Regions from separate parts of the Homo sapiens genome. Here region 2 is linked to region 1. A link is an interaction called in ENCODE POLR2A ChIA-PET data of the cell type or tissue named here. Cell type or tissue: Caco-2. All regions are shown on one strand. Links, peaks and the distances in the headings refer to the core of each region. The heading gives the core; the rest is flanking DNA.

Region 1 (2,915 bases), core at 257-2,756:
TGCCCAGTGACTCAAGAGAGTGAAAATTGTTGGTTCAGCAGTCTATCTTCTAAATTTGCTTCTTCTAAAAGTATTTAAAAGGTATAAGAAATATAAATTACTCCCTAGGCTGCTAGGCAGGCACCTGGTTTTCTCCTGGGGTAGTCAGAACCCTCCTATCTTTAATTTTTCACGGATGAATATACCAACAGTGAACAATGGCCAGACCATGGGGAATAGAACTGAGTCTCACAAACTTTGTAGCAACCAGCTGGGGAAGCCAAACCACTTGGCTTCCAACTCAGCACCGACCAGAGAAAGCCAAAGATGCTCCCCAGACTAATCACCGAAGATGCCCTGCTTCATTTTTTTTTTTTTTTTTTTTTTGAGACAGAGTTTCGCTTTGTCACCCAGGCTGGAGTGCAGTGGTGCGATCTTGGCTCACTGCAACCTCTGCCTCCCAGATTAAAGCAATTCTCCTGCCTCAGCCTCCCTAGCAGCTGGGACTACAGGCACGCACCACCATGCCCGGCTTATTTATTTATTTATTTATATTTTTAGCAGAGACGAGGTTTCCCTATGTTGGCCAGGCTGGCCTTGAACTCCTGACCTTGTGAGCTTCCCACCTCAGCCTCCCAAATTGCTGGGATTACAGGCGTGAGCCACCGCACCCAGCCTGCCCTGCTTCTAAGCAGTCCATCTCCCACTTCCTCGTGCCAATAAGCTCCAATCCAGATAAACCTGAAGCCTTCCCTTTTTGTCACTGTAAATTCTCTCACTCCTCTGCCTGCTTTGACCTTCTGCCAAAGTGATGGAAGCTGACTCCCATAGCATAGCAAGCTCTGAGTAAATAGCCCCTGTACTCATTTATTTCCACACCACTGAATGAATAATGAAAGATGTTATAAAGCCAAATTATGAAAAGGGCATCAGTTATTAAACATTTGTAAAATGTTTTACAACCATCTTAGTATGCCTCATAAACACCTCGTGAAGTGCTGCCATCCCCGTTTCAGAGCTGAGAAAATTGAGAAGGAACCATGAGATTAAGTGACTTGCCCAGAGCTATGATGAGAACATGAGCCCCCCAGGGTTTGAGGTCTGTTGTTTATCCACTGAGCTTGAGCTGCGCTTTGGAATCATTACCATCTTAAAGCATTTTACCCTGTGTTGGGTGAATATTAAGAAGTAGATCACATTTCAGCCTGGCAGGCGCGAAAGTATTGTTTTTAGTTTGTTTTTCTAAATTTTAGTAGAGGACATATGGGCTCTATTAACTTTACTATGTAGCACAATTTGAAAGATAGTTTCTTTTCCAGCAAATTTTTCACCGTAATTTAACATTTTAAAATTCAGCACACACCGTCCTCCCTGGATACTTGTTTTTCTCAGAGTTGGGCCTTTTTCCTCTCCACTGCAGCTTGGAAGGTCGTAAATCCAGCCAGGGGGATTTTATTATGCCTGGGGACAGTTTTCAAAGTTAGGTATGAGTGGAAGGAAGGGAGGGCGGGTGCAACAGCGCTGGACAAAGTCCGTCTAATGCAAGACTTTCCTTTCTTTTTTTTTTGTTTTTAAAGATAAGAACTTTTTTGGCTTTCTCCCCGCAAAGCTTGCTGATGATGTTGACTGATGAGGACATGAAAAAAGCTGAGATTTGCAGAACATAACTGGAGCATAAGAACGCCTGTCTGGAAGGCAGGGGCTGCTGGGAAAGGATCTCTCTGGAGCTCCTTGCTGGCTGCAAAAATGCAGCTGTCCCTATTCCTCTCTACTCTGGGACATTTAAAAAGGAGGCTGTGTGGCAGTAGCATTTGGCTTGTGTGCCACTGTACCTGGTCAGCCTGGCATGGAATGCCTTAGTGGTTTGTTAGGGGTCACTGACTGAGGCTAAATAAATTTAGCACCATGTATACTTTCATTAAATATTAAACAATGAGGCCAAGCACGGTGGCTCATGCCTGTAATCCCAGCACTTTGGGAGGCTGAGGTGGGAGGATCGCTTGTGGCCAGGAGTTTGAGACCAGCCTGGGCGACATAGCGAAACCCTGTCTCTACAAAAAATTTAAAAAATTAACTAGGCATGGTGATGCATACCTGTAGTCCCAGCTACTTGGGAGGCTGAGGCAGGAGGATCACTTGAACCCAGGAGGTCACGGCAGCATTGAGCTCTGATCATAGCACTGCCTCTGGCCTGGGCAACAGAGCAATACTCTGTCTCTAAAAGAGAAAAACAAACAAACAACAACAAAAAAAAACACAAAAAGACAATAACATTCAATTGTTTGCTAATGGTTCATCTGCCCAATCTCTGGAATCCTGTCTTTCACCTACTCACCTTCACTCACTTAGAAACTTATGCATTGGCTTCAAATACTATTTCTTCTATATTATCCTTTCACCTTTCTTCTTTAAAAAAAAATTTATTTAGAGACAGGGTCTTGCTAGGTTGCTCGGGCTGGCCTTGAACTCCTGGCCTTAAGTGATCCTCCCACCTCTGCCTTCCATCTTTTTATCTTCTTCAGCTTATGAAAATGGATCCATCTGCATTAAAGGCCTAAAAATGTATGTAGTCAGGTGAGTGTTGTGATAGTTGGTGTGATGGTTAATACTGAGTGTCAACTTGATTGGATTGAGGGATACAAAGTATGAATCCTGGGTGTGTCTGCGTGGCTATTGCCAAAAGAGATTAATATTGGAGTCAGTGGGCTGGGGAAGGCAGATCCACCCTTCATCTGGTGGGCACAATGTAATCAGCTGCCAGTGAATATAAGGCAGGCAGAAAAACACGAAAAGGAGAGAGACTGGCCTAGCCTCCCAGCCTACATCTTTCTCCCATGCTGGATGCTTCCTGCCCTCAAACGTCGGACTCCAGGTTCTTCAGTTTTGGGACTTGGACTGGATCTCCTTGCTCCTCAGCTTGCAGACAGCCTATTGTG
Region 2 (2,915 bases), core at 219-2,718, 170 kb before region 1:
AAGAGAAAGCCATATGTGGCTCCAAATAAATACCTGCTCCAAAAAGTCTACTCAAATATATTAAAAATTACAAATTAACTGGTTATTTCTAAAAGGCAGCTAATATTTTGACCTATTTTCAAGTCAGTGTTTAAAATGACAAAGAATATGCCATTTTAAAAGCCTAAATCCACCCTATCAAATTTATTAAACTCTAACCACCTCTCTCACATTTCCTTCAGAATGGTGCTTTAACAACGACCTCATCTGGTTGTCTTGAGTCTCGCATTCCCACAATGGAGACATCAGAGAAGCTGGAGGATGAGATGTACGTAGGAGGGAGCTTTTCAGTTCTCTTCTGAAGGCATATGTGTTCACTGGTAGCTTAGACAAAGGTGTTGCTCTTGTTTAAGAATAGAATAAACTATAAGGCCAAGACCATCATGTATGACTGTACCATTTGTGCTCTGTGCCAGGGGCATTGAGTAGGAACTGAAATCCAGTCCACACTTCCTTAGCCACGCCATACACCTGTAGGGCTAAATCTGCTCAGAGGAAACATCTTTTTCCAATTTGCACAAAGATGCCACAGAGGCCACTTCAGTACTGAATAAAGGATTACACAATCTGGCTTCCCATTTCCTCTCTGATCTAATTTCTTTATTCACTTCATTCCAGCAACACTAGCTTCCTAGGTGTTCCTCTAACATGTCGGACATGTTCCCCCAAGACCTTTTGCATTTACTATCCCCTTTTGCTTGATAGGCCTTCTCCCAGTATCCGCATAGCTCATTTCCTCACTTCCTTCAGTTCTTGACATAAATGTCATTTTTTCAGTAAGAACTTCCCTAATCACCCCAGTTAACACTGCAGTCCCTGTCACCATCACCCTTTCTTGCTCTTTATATTTCTTCATTATACTTATTGCCACCTAACCCCTGACATAATTTATTTAGTTTATTATCTGTTCCACTGAATTTCATTCACTGCTATGTTTTCCAACGGCTGAAGTAATGCGCAGCATGTAATAGGTGCTTGATAAATAAACACTCATTACAATAATATATGAAGAAACAAAGAAACAAGCAATAGAGCCTAGCGCAGTGGCATGTGCTCGTAGTTCCAGCAACTCGGAAGATTGAGGTGGGAGGACTGCTTGAGCCCAGGAGTTCAAGTCTAACCTGGGCAACACAGTAAGACCTGATCTCTTAAAAAGAGGGAAAAAAGCCAGAAAGAAGCACTGAGTGACAAGGAGAGCCTTGTAGCTATGATTTTGAAAGTAAGAAAATAAAATTTGAGACGAGGAAAGGAAAAGAAAAATTTATTTAGGACCTCCAATATATTACATATCATACTAAATGTTATTTAATCCACAAAATTATCTCTATTTTATAGGCGAGTGCGCTGAGGATCTGAAAGGTTAGGCCAGGCGTAGTGGCTCATGCCTGTAATCCCAGCATCTTGGGAGGCCAAGGCTGGTGGATCACCTGAGGTCAGGAGTTCAAGACCAGCCTGGCCAACATGGTGAAATCCCGTCTCCACTAAAAACACAAAAATTAGCCAGGCACCGTGATGCACGCCTGTAAACTCAGCTACTCAGGAGGCTAAGACAGGAGAATCACTTGAACCTGGGAGGCGGATGTTGCAGTGAGCCAAGATCACGCCACTTTACTCCAGCCTGGGTGACAGTGTGAGACTCTGTCTCAAACAAACAAACAAACAAACAAAAAGTCTTTCAGCCAGAACTGCCATCTTCCAGTAATTTGCCAAAATGATGAACACAAAGGGAAAGAGGAGAGGCACCCGATACGTGTTCTCTAGGCCTTTTAGAAAGCATGGAGTTGTTCCTTTGGCCACCTATATGCAAATCTGTAAGAAAGGTGATATTGTAGACATCAAGGGAATGGGTACTGTTCAAAAGGAATGCCCCACAAGTGTTACCACTGCAAAACTGGAAGGGTCTACAATGTTACCCAGCATGCTGTTGGCATTGTTGTAAACAAAAAAGTTAAGGGCAAGATTCTTGCCAACAGAATTAATATGCATATTCAGCACGTTAAGCACGCTAAGAGCCGAGATAGCTTCCTAAAGGAAGCTATCAGAAAATGGAAAGTTATCAGAAAAAGAAGGAAAATGATCAGAAAAAGAAAGAAGCCAAAGAGAAAGGTACCTGGGTTCAACTGAAGCGCCAGCCTGCTCCACCCAGAGAAGCATATTTTGTGAGAACCAGTGGGAAGGAGCCTGAGCTGCTGGAACCTATTCCCTATGAATTCATGGCATAATAGGTGTTAAAAAAATAAAAGACTTCTGGACTGTTAAAAAAAAAAAAAAGGTTAAATAATTTTCCCAAGGTCACAAAGCTGTTGGGTAAAACAGCGTATGTGTTTTTCCAAGCCTTGCCTTGTTTCTTCATTCATTTATTTAACAATAATTTCTTGAGTATCTACCACAGACTAAGTGTTATTCTAAGGCACATAAGATATGTCAATGAAGAAAACAGAAAAAAAATTGTTGCTTCATGGAGTTTATATTCCAACAGACAATAAGCAACAAATATAATAAAGAAGGAAGTGACATAAATAGTAGAGTATATAAATTACATAATACATAAAGAGGTGAAAGTGCTATGGGAAAAAGAAAAGAAAAAGTACAGATAAGGGGCACTGGCACGTTGGATAGAATGGCAGCATAATTTTAATTTTAAATAGCATAGACCAGGTGTCACTATGAAGGAAACAATTAAGCAAAGACTTGGACGTGAAGGGTATCCACGCAAATATATGCAATAACACTCCAAGCAGAGTAAACAAGCAGTTCAACAGTCATGAAGCGGGAGTACCCGGCCTAGCTGAAACCAGCAACGAGGCCAGTGTGGCTGTAATGAAGAAAGCAAGAGAGACAAGAGTAAAAGCTGAGGTTAGAGAAGAAAACTGAGT

Evidence for each region. Peaks named below come from ENCODE experiments on the same cell type or tissue, not always from the same donor. Only the 100,000 strongest peaks of a DNase experiment are listed, where the experiment ranks them.
Region 2: POLR2A ChIA-PET joins it to region 1 with 8 read pairs; 2 of 35 experiments call an interaction of 5 or more read pairs at or near these places.

What each region holds. Positions count from the first base shown.
Region 1 is chr12:12,318,937-12,321,851 of GRCh38, forward strand. No RefSeq gene overlaps it. Among named protein-coding and RNA genes, the nearest start is that of MANSC1, 30 kb to the right of the region's middle. In Caco-2, for the core only: no CTCF peak of the experiment used is centred there; a DNase peak (open chromatin) is centred at 1,555.
Region 2 is chr12:12,153,512-12,156,426 of GRCh38, forward strand. The region is part of intron 12 of LRP6 (LDL receptor related protein 6); the gene reads right to left. It also overlaps the pseudogene RPL21P100. Among named protein-coding and RNA genes, the nearest start is that of MIR1244-4, 43 kb to the left of the region's middle. In Caco-2, for the core only: no CTCF peak of the experiment used is centred there; no DNase peak of the experiment used is centred there.